Regions from separate parts of the Homo sapiens genome. Here region 1 is linked to region 2. Evidence: read pairs that join two places in POLR2A ChIA-PET (ENCODE). Cell type or tissue: PC-9. All regions are shown on one strand. Each heading gives the region's core, and the rest is flanking DNA. Links, peaks and the distances in the headings are about the cores only.

The links. Peaks named below come from ENCODE experiments on the same cell type or tissue, not always from the same donor. Only the 100,000 strongest peaks of a DNase experiment are listed, where the experiment ranks them.
Region 1: POLR2A ChIA-PET joins it to region 2 with 10 read pairs; 2 of 35 experiments call an interaction of 5 or more read pairs at or near these places.

Annotation. Positions count from the first base shown.
Region 1 is chr2:9,394,412-9,405,325 of GRCh38, forward strand. It overlaps ASAP2 (ArfGAP with SH3 domain, ankyrin repeat and PH domain 2), which reads left to right. Exons shown (of 28, transcript NM_003887.3): 25 at 5,612-5,661; 26 at 6,331-6,419; 27 at 6,863-6,985; 28 at 8,842-10,914. The coding sequence ends at 8,916. ITGB1BP1 (integrin subunit beta 1 binding protein 1) reads right to left here. Exons shown (of 7, transcript NM_004763.5): 7 at 9,064-10,914. Among named protein-coding and RNA genes, the nearest start is that of ITGB1BP1, 24 kb to the right of the region's middle. RefSeq lists an enhancer at 6,133-6,696. In PC-9, for the core only: no CTCF peak of the experiment used is centred there; DNase peaks (open chromatin) are centred at 6,240 and 9,670; H3K27ac peaks cover 2,238 bases.
Region 2 is chr2:9,229,098-9,240,011 of GRCh38, forward strand. The region is part of intron 1 of ASAP2 (ArfGAP with SH3 domain, ankyrin repeat and PH domain 2); the gene reads left to right. Among named protein-coding and RNA genes, the nearest start is that of ASAP2, 28 kb to the left of the region's middle. RefSeq lists enhancers at 1,972-2,528, 2,529-3,083, 5,298-6,497, 5,565-6,190. In PC-9, for the core only: no CTCF peak of the experiment used is centred there; DNase peaks (open chromatin) are centred at 2,254, 4,014, 5,084 and 5,914; H3K4me3 peaks cover 4,805 bases; H3K27ac peaks cover 8,000 bases.

The DNA of each region.
Region 1 (10,914 bases), core at 1,996-9,995, 170 kb after region 2:
CCTCGGCCTCCCAAAGTGCTGGGATTACAGGCGTGAGCCACTGCACCAGGCCCCAGTTCGTGGCTCTTAATCTGGATCTTTATGGTGGGAAATGGTTCCTTTTAGTGGAAATGATATTTAGAGGCCAAGTTCTGGGGGCTAGGTGGAGAGTCACTGCTCCCACACAGGCCCTCTGAGCTGTTAGAACTTGGAAATATACGCACATGTACATGGATACATACATACACCACTTATCTCTCTATTCCGTATATTTCTGTATTGAAATCCATGAGTTCACATTGACATCTCTGATTTCAGTTGTTCTAGTAACAAACCACACCAGACTGACAGACATGAGGCACAGCCAGTTTATTCTGCTGACAGATTGTCAGGAATTTGGATGGTACTGTGGGGTCTTCGTCTTTTCTCCACAGTGTCTGGAGCCTTCGCTGAAAGGACTCGAAGCCTGGGGGTGGTTGGACACAGGAGGTGACTCGTTGGCTGGGGGTTACGGTCAGAGTCTCTTCACGCCCCCCGTGGTAGCTGACGCTGCCTGTCAGCCAGAGCCTCAGCTGGGCTGTGACCAGAACACCTACATGTCCCTGGCATGGGCTTCCTCATATCACGGTGGCTGGGTCCACGGACAGGTCCCCAGAGAGAGGCCTGGCCCTGGAAGCTGGCACGGAATGACTTCCGCCATACGTCACTGCTCAGTTACAAGCTCAGACACAGTCGGGGCAGAGAGGACTGTGGAGTGGCACAAGGAAGTCATCAGTTCCACCTCTCAATAAAGAATTTGGGGCCAGGCGCCATGGCTCACGCCTGTAATCCCAGTACTTTGGGAGACCAAGGTGGGCGGATCACCTGAGGTCCAGAGTTTGAGACCAGCCTGGCCAACATGGCAAAACCCCACCTCTACTAAAAATACAAAAAAATTAGCTGGGCATGGTGGCATGCACCTGTAATCCCAGCTACTCAGGAGGCTGAGGCAGGAGAATCCCTTGAACCCAGGAGGCGGAGGTTGCAGGGAGCTGAGATCACGTCATTGTACTCCAGCCTGGGCAACAAGAATGAAACTCCATCTCAAAAATAAAAAAATAAAGAATTTGGAGACTAGGCACCATGGCCCACATCTGTAATCCCTGCACTACTGTGTTTTTGTTTTTTTGTTTTGTTTTGTTTTGTTTTTCTTGTGTTTTTTTTCTTTTTTTTTTTTTTTTTTTTTTTTTTTTTTTGAGATGGAGTCTTGCTCTGTCGCCCAGGCTGGAGTGCGGTGGCGCGATCTTGGCTCACTGCAAGTTCCGCTTCCCAGGTTCACACCATTCTCCTGCCTCAGCCTCCCAAGTAGCTGGGACTACAGGTGCCCACCACCACGCCTGGCCAATTTTTTATATTTTTAGTAGAGATGGGGTTTCACCGGGTTAGCCAGGATGGTCTCAATCTCCTGACCTCGTGATCTGCCCTCCTCGGCCTCCCAAAGTGCTGGGATTACAGGCTTGAGCCACTGTGCCCAGCCCATCCCTGAAGTTTTTTAGGAGTAGAGAAATAAAGTTAAACTTTTACTTAGTCCCTCTGTTTTTCAAGATATTCCCAATAGCCGCACCTGGTATCCCCCATCCAGACACCGTCCGTTTTGCCCTCTCCAAGAATAGAAGCTTCCTGTCCTTAGTAGGTTGGGCAGGGCAGCGGCTAAGGCTACTCAGAGCTGGGGCGAGATTCCAGGGGTTCAGGAGCTCCTCAGACAGATTTTTGGCTAATTCTTCTGCATACTACCTTGCCTTTCTCCCCTTCCAGAGGGTCCTGAGCCTTCTGAGGACACTTCAGGACTACAGATAGGAGCATTTCAGGGCCTTCCTCACTGCTGGAGTGGGATTCCATTCCTGAGATCAACTAGGTTGACTGTGATTTATCTTTCACTCTGTTGCCCAGGCTGGAGTACAGTGGTGTGATCACGGTTCACCGCAGCCTCGACCTCCTGGGCCCAGGTGATCCTCCCACCTCAGCCTCCGCATAGCTGGGACCACAGGCACGCACCACCATGCCCGGTTAATTTATTTTTATATTTTGTAGAGGTGGGGGTCTCCTTATGTTGCCCAGGCTGGTCTCGAACTCCTGGGCTCAAGCAGTCCTCCCACCTTGGCCTTTCAGAGTACTGGGATTACAGGCATGAGGCACTGCGCCTCACCTCTTTTAGGTTTAATTTTTAAAAATCCTTTTCCTTGGAAAGAAATGGAAGTAAATGTACTTAAATCTGCCATTTTAACCAGAAGACTCCCAAAACTTTTTAAATGCTACTTTGCAAGATAACTTTCTAAAATATAACATGCAGGGCTGGGCACAGTGGCTCACACCTACAATCCCAGCACTTTGGGAGGCCAAGGTGGGTGGATCACTTGAAGCCAAGAGTTCAAGACCTGCATGGCCAACATGGCAAAACCCTATCTCTACTAAAATTACAAAAATTAGCCGGGCATGATGGCACACACCTGTAATCCCAGCTACTCGGGAGGCAGAGGCAGGAGAATCACTTGAACCCAGGAGGTGGAGGTTGCAGTGAGCCAAGATCACACCACTGCACTCCAGCCTGGGCAACAGAGCCAGACTCCGTCTCAAAAAAATAAAAATAAAATATGCATATCTGTGCCCTCCTAGTCTTAAACAGCTACTGAATTATGCTGTAATAAATGGGCTTTCCAGTGCTAATTATTTCTGCCTCTATACCAAAGTGGCCACAGGCCATGCTTCTCTTGGCTTCTGGGCTCTCTTCTGCCTTCCCTTATGACTCCCTGGGATTTACGCTTTCCATGCTGCTGTTTTTCGAGAGAAACAAATCACGTGTTGAAGTCCTGGCTAAGGAGCCGTCAGCTCCCAGCAGTTATTGGGACTCTGAGAACCGTGGTTGTCAGCTGTGAGGTGCAGGTTCCTTGTTCTCAGAAGCGTTCTAGCTGGCGGGAGCTGGACAGGTTTCCTCTGGAACACAATTTTACCTGGTTTCACATCTGACTGGCAGGAAAAAGGGAAGCAGGGCAAGTGAGGTTAGGGCTACCCGGGACAGACGGGGATGGACGGAGCCATGTCGTCAGCGCCCAGTGGAGTTCTGACTGTAAAGGAACACACCGGTACGCCCTCCTTGTGAAGGATGCTATCCCTTCCCCACCACCGGTGATTTTGTCTCTGGGATAAATGTGAATTTTCACACCTGTTCTCTTAGGGTAGGAGTCAGCAAACTATGGCTCACAGGCCACATCCAGCCTGCTGCCTGTTTTTTAGGGCCATGAGCTAAGAACTAAGAATGGCTTTTATATTTGTAATTGGTTGGGAAAAAAAAATCAAAAGGATATATATATATATATATATATATTTTTTTTTTTTTTTTTTTTTTTTTTGAGACGGAGTCTCGCTCTGTCGCCCAGGCTGGAGTGCAGTGGCTCGATCTCTGCTCATTGCAAGCTCCGCCTCCCGGGTTCACGCCATTCTCCTGCCTCAGCCTCCTGAGTAGCTGGGACTACAGGCGCCCGCCACCACGCCCGGCTAATTTTTTGTATTTTTAGTAGAGATGAGGTTTCAGCATGTTAGCCAAGATGGTCTCGATCTCCTGACCTCATGATCCGCCCGCCTCGGCCTCCCAAAGTGCTGGGATTACAGGCGTGAGCCACTGCGCCCGGCCTCAAAAGGATATTTTGTGGCACATGAAAATTGTGTGAGATTCACTTCAGCACTCAGAAAATATTATTGGAACATTAGCCACACCTGTTTTTTTATGTAGTCTGGGGCTGCTTTCACACCACAGTGGCAGAGTTGAATACTTGAAACAGAGATGCTAGAATCCACAAAACCAGCTGGGTGCAGTGGCTCACACCTATAATCCCAGAGCTTTGGGAGGCCGAGGCAGGAGGATTGCTTGAGACTAGGAGTTCGAGACCAGGCTGGAAAACATAGTGAGACCATGTCTTTACAAAAAATTTTGAAAGTTAGCCAAGCATGGTGGCGTGCACCTGTAGTCCCAACTACTCAGGAGGCTGAAGCGGGAGGATCACTTGACCCCAGGAGTTCCGAGGCTGCGGTGAACTGATTGCCGCACTGCACTCGAGCTTGGGTAATAGGGCAGGACCCTGACTCAAAAAACAAACACAAAGGCCAGGCACAGTGGCTCACACCCGTAATCCTAGCACTTTGGGAGGCCGAGGTGGGCAGATCACCTGAGGTCAGGAGTTTGAGACCAGCCTGGCCCACATGGTGAAACCCCGTCTCTACTGAAAATACAAAAAATTTGCTGTGCGTGGTGGTGCACACCTGTAATTCCAGCTACTCGGGAGGCTGAGGCAGGAGAATTGCTTGAACCCGGGTGGCAGAGGTTGCAGTGAGCCGAGATTGTGCCACTGCACTCTAACCCGGGTGACAGTGCAAGACTCCATCTCAAAAAAAAAAAAAAAAAATTCACAAAGCCTAAAAAGTTTACTATCTGCCTCTTTAAAGAAAAAGTCTGCTCACTGCTGTCTCAGAGGATCAGGCCTTCCCTGCGAGTGTTCTGTAGTTAGGGATGACTGCCGGCCAGGGGGTCAGCCAGGTCAGTGTAGTGATGTCTGCAGAGACATTTACACCCAGAGACACAGATGGAAAACAAATGGCTAGACTGGTCAAATGGGAGGGGTCTTTGTTTTATGGAATAAAACAAAGTTCCTTTTCAGTTCCTTCAGCGTATGAGCAAAACCCATGTGATGTTTTCTCTCCCTTCATTCTGGGACTGCAAGCATTGAGGCCAGACAGGGTTCATTCCGAGCAGCGAAGGGAGTGTCGACAGACGGGAGCGTACAGTGGAAAGAATCCCATCCTTGCCTTCCCCTTCCCTTCCTCCCTGGTCTTCCTCTTCTGCTTCTCCAGCCCCCGTCCTGTGCCTGGCTTTATGCTAGGTCCAGGAGATCCACCGGGGAGCTGAAGCCACTGGCACTGGTCCTTAGCTCTGGAGTTGACGGATCTTGTGTCACACCTTTTGCAGATGAAAATGCTGACTCTCCAGAACCCATTTATCCAGGGCTGCCAGGTGGCAGGTTCGAGATGAGGGACCCCTCTCTGCCAGCCCTGAGAACTACTTCCTCACTCATGTGTTTCTACCTTGTGGCTTTGGGGTGTGCTGGCCCAGAGGTTCATGGATGGGGCTTGAGCCCGTGGTCAGCCACATTGGTTCCCAGAAGCAGGGACGGCAGAGGCATGGACAGCGCTGACCCAGAGTGCTCGGACCCGTCCTGGCAAAGCCATCTGGGCCTGAGGTTAAGGTTCAGCCCTGCCCTTTCATGTGATGGGACCAAGGCAGGGAAGGGGCTGAGCAGACTCGGGGCGGGGCCAGTGGCCAGTGCCCAGCATCACTCCAGACCCTGGCCATCGGTGGCAGGCTCACGTGGACAGAGTGCTCTGGAAAAGCCCTGGTTTTAGGATCAGAAACGTTGAATTTAGCACTTTCCTCAGGGCCTCTCATTCTTCCTTTTCCCATAAAAAAGAGACAGCTAAGTGACAGTGGAGGAAACCACCTCACACACTCTGAGCTTGAACTCAGAAGGTTCTCTGATAAAAGGGGATGAGAAAGGGGCAGGTGCCCTCCGGTAGCAGTAAATCTACTTTTTCCCTGTCTTTGTAGGGCTGACAAGTCCACCCCACTGACCAACAAAGGCCAACCGAGAGGACCTGGTAATTATTTAATTTGGGACTGAGTTTGTTTCTGCTTGGTCCATGGGGGCAATGTGGGGGATGTTTCCTGCCAGGTGGTCAGGACTGAGGGAGGGCCCAGCTGTCTGCCATTCCACAGCCCTCCTGCCCCCTCCCCTCCTGCCCCCTCCCCTCCTGCCCCCTCCCCTCCTGCCCCCTTCCCCTCCTGCCCTCTTCCTCTCCTTCCTTCCCTCCTTCCTTCCTTCCTCCCCCACTCCTGCCTTCCTCTGCTCCCTTCTCCTCCTCTCCCCCTCCCTCCCCCATCTCATGCCTTCCTCCCCCGCCACCTGCCTTCCTCCACCCCTCCCTTCCCCTCCCCTCCTCTCACCCTCCTCCCTGCCTTCCTCCTCCCTCCTCCCTCCTGCCATCCTCCCTCCTCCCTCGGCCTCTGAGACCCCTGCTCCTGAGCAGCTCAGTCCTGGGGCCCCTCACCTGTCCCCTCCTGCTGACATGGCAGGCTCACTGGGGGACACTCGCTGCCACACAAGCTCTCCAAGGTCTGCATCCAAGTCAGAAGGTTCCCTTTCCCCTCAACAGATCGGAACACCTGGGGAAACCTGCTTTCAGACACACCCTGTGGCTTGTACATTGTTTACATCTCATGGCTGTGATTGATGGGATGTCTTAAGCTGCTTCATTTTTGCCCTACAGTGGATCTCTCTGCAACGGAAGCTCTGGGTCCTCTGTCCAATGCTATGGTCCTGCAGCCCCCTGCACCCATGCCTAGGAAGTCGCAGGCAGTAAGTGACGAGCCCCCTTTCCTGCCTCTCTGCTCTAGCCAGGGGGGTGCAGGTGGTTTCACAAGGGCTCAGGGGAAGCAAGTCTTCCCCTCTTCCCCTGGCTGGGGCAGGGCGGGGCTCTTCTTGGTACCTGACTGCTTGGATCTGGGCAGCTGGTGGGTTTGGCCCTCCTGCCGCAGCTCCACAATGGGCCCACTCAGAGTACCCTGCCCCGGCCGCTTCGTTTCCCAGCCCTTGGCCCCTTCTCTCTGCTTGGTGGGGAGCTCTTCCCTTTTCTCTCCCTGGCTCCTGAGCTGCACTGACCTGCCCCACCTTGGCATCTGCAGGCTTCTCAGGCCTAGGTACGGGACTCCTGAGACCGGGGAAGGCAGGGTGCTTGAGCTCTCTGCCCTGAGAGCTGAGGCCTGCAGCCACACTAACCGTTGTTCCCTCTCCTGACCCAGACCAAGTTGAAGCCTAAGCGGGTGAAAGCGCTCTATAACTGTGTGGCTGACAACCCCGATGAGCTCACCTTCTCCGAGGGGGATGTGATCATCGTGGACGGGGAGGAGGACCAGGAGTGGTGGGTGAGTCAAGGGTGGGCCTGGGAGGTTCCTGGGGGCTGAGCCACGTCCCTGCCCACCTGGCTGGAGAGACGGGCTTGCAGGTGAGGTTTTCTCAGCCTGAGCAGTCCAGATGTAGTTCCTGGTGCCTCCGCCCCTTAGCATCCTCAGGAGCTGCTTCCTCCATGGACACCCCCTTCTGAGCAGGCCTGATTATTCCCCAGGGTGGCTTCCTCCCCTGTTAGGGTGCAGTTTCCACAGCACTCATGAGGGCCTGAAATGACACTCCTTCATTTTGAGGTCTTGAGTTTCTAGGTCATCACCCCCCATTGCTGGATTAGTGGAATCGGGTGTCTGGAGAGAGCTGACCTAGAGCGCAGAGCCCCAGGCCTGAGTCTGGTCCTGAAACAAGCTGTGGCCGCCCAGGCGTCCAGCAGGGTGTGGGAGCAAGATGAGTGCCGGCCACCTAAGAATTCAGACTTGGCCACTCAGGGGCTGGTGGCTTGGGGCAGGTTGCTTTTATCTTTAAGCATTAGTGGGATCATCTGTGACAGGGAGGTCACACACACACAGTCTGGTGCAGGTGATCTTGTGAGCACCCACTAAGCGGCAGCTGCAGACAGTGAGGGCGGTGGATGAACCGGCTTGAATGGGGCGTGGACAGAAAGCCCCAGGCTGAGCCCACCACACAGTAGACGCAAGTGGCACAGCTCCGCAACTGAGCTCAGAGCAGACAGTTCAGCTGGGAACTCACAGGATTTAGGGGAACTTCTTTGTCGAGTGCGAGGAGTTTGGACACTGTCTTTAGTCACTGTCCCTCCCAGAACTCCCACTAGTGTTTAAACTGCATGTCTTCAGCCTCCAGAGGCGCTGTGAGCTCTCAGGGCCAGGCAGCACTGCCTTCATTTGGCAGAGCTGGGTTCACCGGTCTTTCCTGTGGCCTCGTTTGCCCTTAATGGATTGAAAGTGTCTGTGGCCTGGGCGCGGTGGCTCACGCCCATAATCCCAGCACTTTGGGAGGCCGAGGCAGGCGGAACACTTGAGGTCAGGAGTTCGAGACCAGCCTGGCCAACATGGTTCTCTACTAAAAATACAAAAAATTAGCTAGGTGTGGTGGCAGGCACCTGTAATCCCAGCTACTCGGGAACCAGCCAGCTCCCACAGTTGCCCACAACCCACCATCCGGAAGGGGCGCCAACCTGACCACAGGCTTAGCCATGTGGAAAATACCTGCTCATTTCCAAAACTGGAAAATAGAGGCATAAAGAAGAAAACAGAAGTTGCCCATAACCACAGCACCCCCCACCCACTCCACAAAAAGCCCACCATTCATATTTTGGCTGTTTTTAGCCTTTTATTTGCCTACATCATTTACACTCTTGAGATCATATTTGGATATAATTTATGTATCTACCCAAGAGGGAACATAAGTGGATAGAGTGAAGCCTTCCACAAGTACTTAACTCATTGAAATGGGGCCAACTTATACCTTTGCCACTTTAGGTGACGTTGCAGCTCACAAACTTGTGACACTCAGTTCATTCATTCATTCATTCATTGAAAAATGGCAAGTGGGAAGTAGTGGTCAGACAGCTGACCTGTGTGCCTCCCAAGAACAGGTGGGGGTGGCCATCCCCACGAGCGAACATCTGGGACATGGCTGGGAAGAGCTCCTTACACGGGAGAGGCCTGCACTATTTGAAATGTGGTGAGGAAAAACGGACAAAAATCATTTGGATGTTTTACCTAAGTAATTCCTTGTCGGAAGAGTCTTCTGAACCAATCTTGCTTTTCTTCACCAAACGCTCTATGTAATGCTCTTCAAAGTTTCCACCAACATTTGGAATTTTAATAACAACCTACACTTTTCTCCATTTCAGATTGGCCACATTGATGGAGATCCTGGTCGCAAAGGCGCATTCCCGGTGTCATTTGTGCACTTTATCGCTGACTGAATTGCTACTGAACAAAAGCATTAACAGTTATGTTCCTGTTTCGTTATTGGTACCAAAACTCTTGCCAGATAACCAGTTTCATGAACTGTTTGTATGGCAGCCCATGTTCTCTAATGCCACTGCTCTGTTTTAAAAACTCAGAGGCAATTTTTACATATCAGTAATTGTTTTTATAATTTGTGGTTTTCATGAAACATTGCTATGCATTTATTAGGAAAAACTGAATTTCCCAACAGGTGAACTGAAAAGTTATTTTAACTATTATACATAATCAAGATCCTGCCTCTACGGAATTAGCTAAACCTAAAAATGTTTGCATTAATGAATAAATTCTTCCTGCATTCCTTGGCCCAGTTCTGGAGTTGGTGACCTTTATCACAATTATTATTTTAGGCGGCCAGTGAACTGCTGCTTCAGAAGTCCATAGCCCAGCTCTGAACTTTCTCGATAAAATGCCATCAGTTCACCTTTAAAGACACACATTCCTTTGAAATCCACCCAGTGTTTAAAAAGCAACTTGGAAATTTACACATTAGCATTGTACTTTCTAGCCCTAATTTGTGAGGTTGCAGCTATCATTATATTCTGCATGTATGTATAACCTGTTGTGAACAATCATACTTAACAAAACTACTGATGGTTTATGACAACGTAGGGTAACTACAGTTCATTCTGTTCCAGGTTATATAAAACTGCATTTCCTGAATTTGGTTAAAAACTAAGGATGATGGATTGCAAAACAGTTCTTTTAAATTAGTTTATATGCTTTAGGTGTTTTGGAATTTGCCTTCTTGAACTTCCTGAGTCACACAGAAAGCAACTGTACACAGTAGAATTCTGTGGCGCAGACCATGCTGTATTAACACATCACTTGCTGTTTCCTACTGAGTGTACCACTGCCTTCCCTTCTAGCCCAGGAGAATGTTTACTCAGTTTAGTGTCTTGTATTTCTATAATACTCCAACAGGAATGGTAGTCACACTGTCTTGAAATTGAATCTGTCCATCTGTTTATAATCAAGAACATATCAGAAATATATAGGTCCCAGGTAATACTCCCAAACATCCCACTTTTTACTGTTTCAGGCCATCATATCATTCTTAAGCTACTTGGGGTGGTAGTAGAGGATTAGGTTGTCTATTATAAAACCAAAACTCATTCGTTTAATGAACTTGACTGTCATACCTCTATTTAGTAATTGCGAGGGTAAGATTCATAGTAGGAATATTGGAAATTTTGGCACTCTGAGAATAAATAGGCATATGATACCCACTTGGACTTTTAACAAAAGTAAAGGAATAAATTTGCATATAGGCTTGGAAAGTGAGGCAGCAATGCTGTTAACTGCATTTGTTGTGATGGTGCATTTGATTGAAGCAGCTTGTCTTTATTATGCAAGACTGTGTAGAGTTTTTTTTTTTTTTGGCATTGTACTTTTTGTTTTTGTTATAAAGGAAGACAGAACAAACTGGAATGTTTTATGATGTTGTATAGCAATCGCTTTTTACCTTTCAAAGTTCCGGGTAAAAATGTGTTATATCTGTAGTTTTTTGTTTTTGTTTTTTTTTAAAGCACTACATCTGTTTTCACTAATTGTTAATTTCTGTTTGAACCCTTCATTTAATTTTCTCATAGATTTAAGTAAACAGATGTATTTTGCACAGTGCACTTATGTCTATTTTAACAATCCTCCTGCATCTGTATTTTATAGTCAGCCTTTTGACCACCTGGTGCCAGCTATATAAGGAATAAAGTTGATTCATATCAACATTAGAACTCCAGTCCCAAACTAATCTGTCAGGTTCACTGGTACATAAATACCTAGGAAATATTTTTCCAGTCTACAATTTGGTGCTATTGTGCAGTAACTAATAGTACTCTTACCAGAGGAGAAATTATATTAACGACCCTGCTAATATCCTTTCTTAGTTATTTGCTCCTTGCAAATTAAAAAAGCAACTAAGAGAAAGAAAAACATTGTAGATATCTATTTATATT
Region 2 (10,914 bases), core at 1,889-9,888:
AGAGAAGCGGAGTTTTAGTACAGATGTACTAAACATCTGTACAGATGTGGAGCCCCCCCCGCATCATCACACTTAACTTCAGGAACAAAGAAACCCAACAGATTTAAAGATAGTAGGGCATACCTGCAGGGCTGGTGGCGGGGCAGGTGGCCGGTGCTGCTTCCATGGTGGACTTCGCAGTTGCCCTGGGGATGCTGACCCCTGGACTGGACTTTGCTCAGTGGTGCCCGCCACAGTGAGCCTCAGCCCCACCTCTGTTGTCTTCACCCTTTGACCTCACTTGAGCCTGGACTGAGGGATTTCCCCTGTCGATGAACCAACCTGAGTACTGTGCATCCAGCCTCTCACTGAGCTGGGAACCAGGGGCAGCTACAAAGGAGACAGGAGAAATAGCCGTCCCCCTTGGGCACTGCTGGCCTGGCAGGAGAGGCCCAGCATGTGTCTAGGGAGGAGCGGAGCGGTTGTGGCCAGCATTGAGCTGGCTGCTTTTCTGTAGGAGCCTGAATCTCAGTCGAGCCTGGAAGGACATGCAGGTGTTAGGGAGCCAGGATTGCCTGCGTTAGGCACGGGGCTGGGCACACAGAGCACTGGAGGGAATTGGTTGAGTAAGTGATGGAGTAGTTGATAGCAAAGGGAGACTGGAGAGAGCATTCTGCAGGGGGACAAAGTGCCTGAGCCTAAGAGGGGGAGACAGGCTGTCTGGAGAACATGAAGCAAGTGCCTGGCCCTGGAGGTGTGTGCCCCTCCTGTCCCCTGTAAATTGTGGGTGGGCCAGGCTGTTGGGGGCATTTGTGGGCCTGGAGTGATGCTGATTTCTGCAGCCCTGGCGGTTGTCAGTGTGGGCTGGGGTAGAGATGTGTGTTTGTGTATGGAGCAAGGAAGGTCCTAGCCTTGCTCAAGAGGTAAAGAAGCTGCTGGTTGAGAACAGCTTCATGAATTCTGCAAGAAGAGATGATGATGTTTGCTTCTTTTACATACTGCATTAAAGGTCCCAGACACTGGGGCATTTGCTGATGTCAGTAAAGAGGGAGTCCTGGATTTCTAGGCACTCACAGTTTCAGAATAAACACATATGTAAACAGCTGATTACCATATGGTGTGATAAATGTGTCAGGATACAGAGGCAGTTGCTATTGGCAACACCAAATCAGTCATAACCTTCAGGAGTGAACAGGGCTTGTTTGCTCAGGGTCTGGCCAGGGACCCAGAGGACCAGTGTTGGGGACCCAGAGGGGCTGCGTGGGCCTGCTGCCACTGCGAGCCTGTGTTACAAGACTGAGCAGTGCAGCCGTGACTCTGGCAGGCGAGTTTCCCAAGCCGAGGTTTCTGGAAGCCACAGCCTGAGCCCAGGGCCTGGAACCTGCAGGCAAAAACTGTGCTGAGACTGATTCCCCAGTGGTCAGCCCCACAGCTGGACTGCAAGCTGCTTTCCCTGGGCAGACTCAGCCTCCTGCAGGAGGGGTGTGGGAGGGAAGGAGCAGTATCTGTGTGCAGACCTGGGTTCCCCCAGAACTGAGATGCTGGATGAGGTGCCTGCATCCCCTGAGCTGCTTGGCGAGGAGGACGGTCCATGTTTTCCATCACAGCTGGGAGTAAGAGCAGATATGTGCAAGGCAAGGACGTTGTTTCACCTTTTGAAGGAAGGTTGTTAGGAAAACGCCTGCATTTTCTAATCACTGGAGAAGCCCTTTTAAGCAGACCAGATTTATAAGGGTTTTGATGAAAACAGTGGTTTGGGAGCAGCAATGTCTTTAATAGCAACAAAGCCCAGAGATGGGGTCTGCCTGCACAGGAGCATGGGCCAGGGGGTCCTGTGTGACCTTGGAGGTGTGTGAGGGAGGCCCTGGGCTGGTTCCATGGCAGGGCACAGTCCAGCTTCTTGCTTCCTGGCAGCACAAACCCCTGCCTGTTTCTGGCGGGGAGATGCTGCCCAGGCTCGGCTGCTTTGCGGTTCTATGTCGGTCACTTTCCCCAGGCCACTTCCTTCCTTTTTCTTCTTATGCCAGCCTGGGCAAGAGGAATTTGTGCTTCCTGCCAGCAGGATGGATGGGGGAAAGGCAGTGGCTGGGTGTTTCTCTCTGCTGGAAGGGTTTGCTGGGGTGAATCCTTTCCCTTCACTCCCTCCTGTAGCCAGGACCTTGTCACCTCCAGGGAGCAGGTGACAGTTTCCTTGACTCCTCACCAGGTTTTCAGGCTCTGCCCTCTTCCTCTCCCCAGCCAAGCTTGCCTCTGACCTCAGCCAGGAGGAACTTGCTCTAGGGCTTAAGTCAGGTCACATCTAACTTTAAGACCCAGTTTTAGCATCTGGTATGGAGGCAACAGCCTGGGCTTTGACAGACTTGGGTTTGCGTCATGACTCGGTACCTGCTACCCGTTCGCTGAGATGCCAGTGAGCAGTCGCTGGTCATGTTACATAGCTGCCACCTCCCGGAGGCCAGCTCTGTTGTGTGTGCATGCCCATTGAGATGCCCGGGTGCCGCCACACCCCTAGCCTGCGCCTGCCTGTTCTTCCTCCTGTCAGAGGGCCCTGTTCTTGCTCATAGACTCCTGCACAGCAGCGGGCCTGTCTGTCTGCCTGGCCCTTGGGTGTCCCTGGCATCTGCATGCTGTGTTCCCATGGTCCTTCTGCTAGTTGGAGCCCTTGTGCCATGCCTTCCTTTGGAGACTCTCCTCTCTGTGCCGTCTCGCATGCCATCCTTGAGGTTTTAGCTCTGTCACCTGGCAGCCTGGCCCTTCCCTGCAGCAGGTGAGGACTGAGAGCTGGGCTGTGCCCCTCCCACCCACTTGACCCAGCGGACACTTTGGGAAGTGGCAACCATAAGTCTGCCTGGCTTGCTCCAGTTGCCCATCTTGTCCTGTGAGTGAAGCTCCTGCTTCCATCTCTCTTGATCTGGCCCCTTCTCTCCATTCCTCCAGCTGCAGTGGGTGCCCCTGTCATTTGTCAGCCAGAGCATTCAACAGCCTCTGCTCCCACTGAGGTCATGGTGATTGTCTTAAAGATTTGCTCTTTAGCTTCTCAGCTGAAGACACGTTGGTGGCTTCCCTGACCTTTTGGAAAGTAACCAGACTCTGGGTCCTTCTCCTTTGTTGACCTGGCCCCTGCCTCCCTCCCACCCCATCTCATCCATGCCTGTCCTCTGTGTCAACACGCCTCACTGCCCTGCGCCCGATCCTTTTACACAGGTGGTCCCTCTGTTTGTAGAGTCGCCCTGCTCTTCGTATCTCCCTGCCTGTTCTGTGAAGTTCAGCCCAGTGCCCCTTCCTTGGAGGCCACATTAGAGGGCCCTCCTCTGCTGGCTTTGTGCCCCCGTACCCCTTTCGCAGCTGACTGTCCACATTATACTGTCTGTATCTGTTATTTACTGTCTGTCTTTGACAAACTATGATCTTGGAAGTGCAGAGAACTTGTCTGATTTGTTTAACCACCTCACTTAGCACATAACTTGTCATATTTTTAATTTATTTTCTATCTCCCCTTCTCCCCATTAGATCATAAGCTTCCTGGGGGCAGGGATTTTTGACTCTTACTTAGTGATGCATCCTCAGCACCCAGAATTGCACTGGACACATCATATATGTTTAATATGTGTTTGTTGAATGAATAAAACTGACAGGCAACTACAGCTTAGATTGCAGGGAGTGAGACATGCTGTTGCCGGAGCTCTGGTGTCATTGGTTCATAGAAAGCTTGTTTCTCTGGCCATGGGGACTTGATTCTTAGAGGGTAATGGTTCGAAAGTTGAATTAGTGAGTGTAAATCCTTAAAAAAGTAAAAATATGTTTGTGCCCTTGTACAGAGGGGCTGCCTTGCCCTTCTGGAAGAAGGAATTCCACGTTAGACGTGTTCCCAGCTGCAGTTTTGTTCTGTATCTATTGCCAGCAGGAATCCAAGGATTTCCTTTATTATTTCCAAATTGCTGCCTCTTAGGAATGGAGAATGCTGCCAGTCTGTGCTCTGTGTTTTTTTTGCTCAGTGGGACCAAAGTAGTTTTGTGGTAGAGAGATACAGAGATACGGCTTTGAGACAGTTTGAGTCATCTAATTACTGTCCAGGAGGGCTGGGAGGTTAACCCTGGTGGTTGCTTTGGTGATAGTGATCGATGTCTGTGTGACAATTATAATGAAGGCTGGTATTATGCCGGGACTTTGAAGAGTCTATCAGATAGTGAAGGAATTGCGAAGCCGTACTATGTTGAGGTCTCCAGAATAAACATCCTCAGAATGGAAGGTCCAGATGAGAAGGTTACCTTGATGAGAGGCCTTTATGCTTTTTGTGCTATTTTCCTTTATGGGCTCTGGTAGTTCTTTAGTGTTTTATAATCTCTTTTCAGAGAAAGCTTTTTGTAAATTCTTCAGATTTTACTTTTTAAGTAACACTTACAAAAGTTGTATGGTGGCTTGGGACCAATACACTTTGCAGGAAATGCAGAGATGGATAAGAAATGGTTCATTCCCTTCAGGACCTCTCGTTATAGCTTAGCCTATGTAGTGATTAGAGCATCTGCTTTGAAGCCAGCTGGACCTGGACTCAGATATAGGTTTTGCTAATTGATACCTGTGTGGCCATGGGCAAATATGCTCATTTACTCATTTGTGTTTAACAAACACTTATATTGCACTTACTGTGTGCCAGGCAGTAAGTGCTTAACACATGTTAAATGGATTTAATCCTTACAACAACCCTGTGGCTAGGTACTGTCATCATCCCCATGTTTAAAGAAGAGGGGAGTGGGCTGGGCATGGTGGCTCACGCCTGTAATCCCAGCACTTTGGGAGGCTGGGGTGGGTGGATCACCTGAGGTCAGGAGTTTGAGACCAGCTTGGCCAACACGGTGAAACCCCATCTTTACTAAAAATATAAAAATTAGCTGGTCGTGGTGACAGGCACCTGTAATCCCAGCTACTCGGGAGGCTGAGGCATGAGAATTGCTTGAACCCGGGAGGCGGAGGTTGCAGTGAGTCAAGATCGCACCACTGCACTCCAGCCTGGGTGACAGAGCGAAGCTATGTCTCAAAAAAAAAAAAAAAAAAAAAGGAAGAGGGGAGTGGTTCACAGAGGTGAAGCAATGTTCCCTGGGTCACTGAGCAGAGAAGTCACAAAGCCTGGGCACTCTGGCTCGAGTTCATTTTTCTTCTTGACGCTATTTGTGCTGCCTCTCAGCTTCCTAAGCTTGAGCTTCCTAAACTGTAAAATGGGAGGCAGCAATAACCAGACTGCCTAGAGACAGGCTGGTGTGAGAATTCAGTGAGAAAACCCGGGGAGAACATTTAGCCAGAGCCTGTCGCATGGCTGGGGCTCTGGCTAGTGGAGGGAGAGGAGACAGCACACAGATTGCACCAGAACAAGGTAATGGCGGCGCGTGGCCTTGCAGGGGCCTTGATAATAGGAGGAGCTCAGAAGCAGGGAGAGATCACTTCCTGCTGGGGCAGCTGGGACATTGTCATGAAAGACCAGGGAGGGGACAGATGGGACATCTGGGACTTCACAGCCACCTGGGGAAGTGGGCACTATCCCCATTGTGTGGATCCAGAAGCTGGGCTGTTTCTAATCAGTTAAAATGAGTAGGTAGAGCCAAGGTGAAGGAAGATGGATTTACTCAGGGTTCAGTTGGTTGGACTGTTGAATTGAGCTGGGGGCAGGTGGAATAAAGTCTGGTCAGCCACTCTGGGGCCGATGCACAGGGGCCCAGCCTGGAGCCCACTTCCGGCCTTGCGAATGCTTCAGTGGCTTTGCATATTGTCTCTTTGTTCTCACTCTTTAGAAATGTTCTCCCACACCTTCCTTCCAGTGGATTTCTAGAAATACCCTATTTTTCATGACTCACCAATTGAACACATCCTGTTTGGGGAAGTGATAAGAGAGGAATTTGAGAATGGCATGGAGTTGACTCCTAATGATGACTGGTGCAAGGAGTAGACGGCCCAGCCTTCTGCTTGCTCTGCCTCTCACCTGTGTCTCCAGACGAGCTGAATTTCTCCAAGTGCCGTGTTTCACTGTCCCCGCCCGACATATGCCAACTGGAGCTTTTCCTGTCCTGTTGTAGGCGGGGATCTGTGTGTGGCTACAGAGTGACTAATGGTAGAATTAATCGAGTTAGAGATGGGGCCTGTAGTTTTGAACCTGATGAGTTAGATGACCTTTTGGACCACACAGATGGCTGGTCGTCCTGTGCACCAGTGTGGCAGGGATGGAGCTTGTGCCAGCTGCCCCGGGCAGAGTTGTTTTCTTTTTAAGAGGTAGCCAAGGCAGCCTTGCCTCTCAGGACCCAGCCCTGGTGGGTGGCACCCCAGCCCTTCCCTTTCCAGGGCTCTGATTTTCCTCATGGCTTGCTGTTATTTCACTCGCAGAGTTCAGATGTTGTTCATTCCAGCAGAGGCCGGATGTGTAAATCATCCTGCAGCAGTTCTGTCTTGTATGGCCGGAGGCTCCTTGGTGGGCTGATTGGAAAGCCCAGTACATTAGGGAGTGAAGGGAGTGAAGTAAAGAGAAATGGAGGAGGGAGAACTGGAGCTGGGGCACGTGAGCTGCTGTGGTAGCGTGCGGGAGGCAGGGGAGTTCAGACCACGTCTCGGGGCCAGGAGTGGCTGACAGCTGAGGTGTCGGGCTGGGTAGGGCAGAGTGAGCCGCATGGCCTGGCAGCTGTGATGGGAACATGTAAGAAGTGGTCAGGCTGCTGTTGTTTTAGATGTCTGAACCCTGAGGGTAGAACTCGGAGAACTTGGTTGGTGGATGCAGCCGGCAATGCCTTCCCATGAATGGCAAGGGCAGTGGGCTTAGGCAGATGGAGCTGCTCCACCTGGCAGTTTAGCCTCCCAGGGGACTTCTGGCAAGGTCCGGAGTCATGTTTGATCTGCCAGGACTGGGGACTGGGGTGCTGGTGGCATCTGGTGGGTGGAGGCCAGGATGCTACTACACATCCCACAGTGCCCAGGACTGCACCCACCACAAAGAAGTACCTTGTCCCAAGTGTGTCCGGGCCTGATGTTGAGAAACGCTGGGTCAAAAGGCTTCAGGTGATGGTGGACTTGGAGGGCCGGTCAGGGAGGGACAAAGGGATGTCCTTGGCACCTGGACTGCTTTGGGGCCCCTGTTTCCTGCTCTTGGTGGGCCTGAGTCTCTCTGTAAGTTTTGCAGTATGAAGTTGACCTGGATGTTTCATAAGCAGAGGCTTGTAGGTAATCAAGTGCCACGAAGTAAAGATCATTTCGGGCCACTTGAATATATTAAGTTCGTCGACATCTTCAAAGAGTTAGATTGAAATGCTGATCCTCTTATATTCCTGACATATTCTTATCCTTGCCTGTATTATTTTTTTCTGTTTTTTAACCTGTGTTGTGCAGTATGCCAGATGAACTTTTTAGGGTGTATATTTTGATATCTTACTTTTATGAAGATTAATAAAATTAAAATTGTCTCTGTACTGATGTAAAGAGCTTGAACTTAATTTAGTTTTATAATTGTCTGTATAAACATTCTTAATGTCTAAAGAGGATTTTTTACCGGAGAGGCAAAGGGAAATAAAAACTTGATAAAATTTAAAAAATTAAAAGCAACTGTTATCTGTTATTGTATGTATGTATGTGTAGGTGGTTGTGTGTATGTATGAGAGACACAGACAGTGCATTTTACTTTTTTGTTTTTTAAAGATCCTGCCTTTAAATTTGGAACTATAATTATTTGTCAGCACAGTTAAATTTTTTTTTTCTTGCTTTTCTTTCTCTTTCTCCTTTCCTGTGTTGGAGCAAAGGTGCTGTGTGTTGTCTACTTCAGGTTTCTTTTTTGAGTGAATGGGACAAGGACAGGGCAATATCTGAGTGTCAGAAAGATCCCCCCCGAGGCTGGTGTGGGTACCAGGCAGGGCTGGGGTACGGAGACGGGCAGGCGGACCAGGCAGGGGCTAGTGAAGGCAGGACGAGGTCCAAGTTGAGGCCATGGCCAAGGGGAGGGGAAGGCAGGAACAGCTTGGAGAAATAGGCAAGAGGGACAAGTCTCTGACCTCTTGGCTGTGCGGGCTGGGAATCCAGGAAAACACTGGTTTCTGGCTTGAGTGAGTGGAAGCTTTTTTAAAAAAAGAGAGTTAAAAAAAAAAGCCCTGTTTTGTACACATTTTGATGGTTAATGTTGCTTTCTGACTTTTGCTTTTCAAAAAGTGAAAATGGAAAAGTTTAACAGGGCCTCAACTCCTGAGGCTGGATTAGGACATTTCTCATTTACATTGTGACTTTTAGATGAAAACATAATTGATACCTTTGAAAAGATTAAGATGGTTCTGCCTATTTTCTGAAATTTAGGAAGCACCCACTGGGTCTTTTGGTCTTTTTTTTTTTTTTTTTGACAGATTCTTGCTTTGTTGCCCAGGCTGGGATGCAGTGGCATGATCTCAGCTCGCTGCAGCCTCGACCTCCTAGGCTCCAGCAATCTTCCCATCTTAGCCTCCCAAGTAGCTGGGACTACAGGTACATGCCACCATGCCTGGCTAATTACTTTTATTTTTATTTTTTGTAGAGATGAGGGTCTCAGTATGTTGCCCAGGCTGGTCTCAAACTCCTGGGCTCAAGAGATCCTCCTGCCTCGGCCCCTCAAAGTGCTGGGATTACAGGCATGAGCCACCGTGCCTGGCCTGCTCTGGTTGAAGGCTAGATTCTGAGCGACCAGGAGACTGAGTCTTTTCTTGCTCACCTGGTGGAGTACATTGTATACAGTAGGTGCCCATGTTTCTTCTTTTGATTTGCAGAGCAGTTGTCTTGAGGAAAACCAGTGAGATGATCCCATCTCTTCCCATGATTTTGAGAGTATGATCTCTGTCCCAATTCAGAAGAGCCCTGAGGTGAGGTAAAGATGTTAGAGGTGAGTGGCATTCTGTGTCTGACCTGTGGCTCCAGTGTGTGGATCCGTGGGCTGGCGTGTCTCACATGTGTGGACTGGGGTTTCCCTCTTCCACAGGGAGGTGGTCAGTGTGTGGGAGGAGCCATGGCTCTGGCCTCCGACTGCTGGGGTTTGAATTTAGGGTGAGCACTTACTAACACTGTTAGCTGACCCGCTACCTACTGATCTTCACACGGATGAGCTTATTGATGGTGCACACAGATGACAGGTTTAGATTGTATGCTGGTTCCTTGTATTTGTTCTGTTTTTAAAACCTCAGCTCCTCTAGTCTTTGGTAGACACTCTTATGTTATATCTTGGGCAACTTAGTTCCTCTTTCTGGAGCCTCAGTTTCCCCATCTGTAACACCAGAGAGCTGGACTTAGGGGAACCGCTTGATATTTGACAATACTCCAGGCTTTTGTAAACAAATTGTCCACAGCTTTGCTGAGCTACAGCCACATCCGCTTGAAAAAGCATTGTCTTACCAGCCTGTGCAGAATCCAGATCACTTTCATCCACCTTCCCATGGGGGCTGCTCCATCCCTTGTCTTACTGGAAATGTCTTTCTCAAGGGTCTTTTCTGGTGTACAGGTCTCCCTGGAGATGGAAAACCATAGCACTGGTTTAAGTACAGTGTTTTGTTTGCATGGGGAGGAGAGGCTGAGGCAACAGCCTGTGAGTTCAGGAGTAATAAGGTGTTTGTTTCCCTTTTTGGCCAGTTTTTTTTTGGTGGCATAATTTACATACAATGAAATTTACCCTAAGAGTACACTTTGATGAATCTTACAAATGTACAGTTGTGTAATCCCCACCATTATGACCTAAAACACCCCGAAAGCTTCCCTCTTGCTAACCTGACTGACTTGGTGGTTCTGGTGGCTTTTTTGTAGATTGCCTGGCATTTCTACATAGATGATTTTGTCTTCTGTGAACGCTGTTTGCCTCCTTCCTTCCTGATCTGTTTGCCTGCTCCTGCTTTCTCTTGCTGTACTGTGTTCCCTGGGCCTCCCGCAGCCTGGAGGGGTAGAGAAAGAGTGGCCTCCTGCCCATCCCTCCCAGCCCCTCTCTGTCCCGTGGCGTTAGCAGCAAGCGCTTTGTAGCTGCCTGTTAGTGGGTTGCCTTCTGTTCCTAGTTTGCTGGTTTTTTTGTCATGAATGGGTGTTTAATTTCATCAGATGCTTTTTCCGCACTGACTGAGATGACCATATGGTTTCCCTTTTTTAGCTTGTTAGTGTGGTGAATTACATTTTTAACACTGCAACTACTCTTTGGTGTGGAAGCCTTATGTGTGGGGTAAGCACAGATTTGGTGTCATCATGTTGGGATTTGAGGATTAGCTGTTCTGCACTTCATAAGGATATAGTACATTCAGTTATTGACAGCAGCTAGGCTGTGTAGTCACTCCTGTGGGGCTGATTTGTTTAATTATGATTGTTGACCTTTTTACTCTTTCATTATATTTTGGGTAGAATGAAATCATGTGTGTGGTGATGGAGGGGTGGTGGTGGGGGGAGATAATAACAAACTCTTCTGTAGCCTGAACTCATTACTTCTTATAACCCATAGGTGTAGGTACCATTTTCTTTATTTTATGAATGAGAAAATTGAGGTCCAGCTTCTTGGAAGGTAAGAGAAATGAGTCCCATTTCCCCTAATATTAACCGAGCACCATTTATGTGCCGGCCATTTGGACCCATCTAAGGGGCACAAAACCATTGTTTTTTGTTGTTGTCGTTGTTGTTGAAACCACTGTAATGGCAGCATCTTTTTTTTTTTGTTTTAGATGAGGCCTCACTGTGTCGCCCAGGCTGGTCAGTGGAGTGGTCACGGCTCACTGCAGCCTTGGCCTTTCTGGGCTCAAGTGATCCACCCACCTCAGCCTCTTGAGTAGCTTGGACTCCAGGTGCACACCACCATGCCCCAGTAATTTTTTTGTAGAGATGAGTTTTTGTCATGTTTAAGTGACTTTCCCAAGGCCTTGTAGCTGGTAAGAAGGAGGTCTTCTGTTTCTAAGTTGAATTCTTTTCCCTGTCCTGCTACTTTTG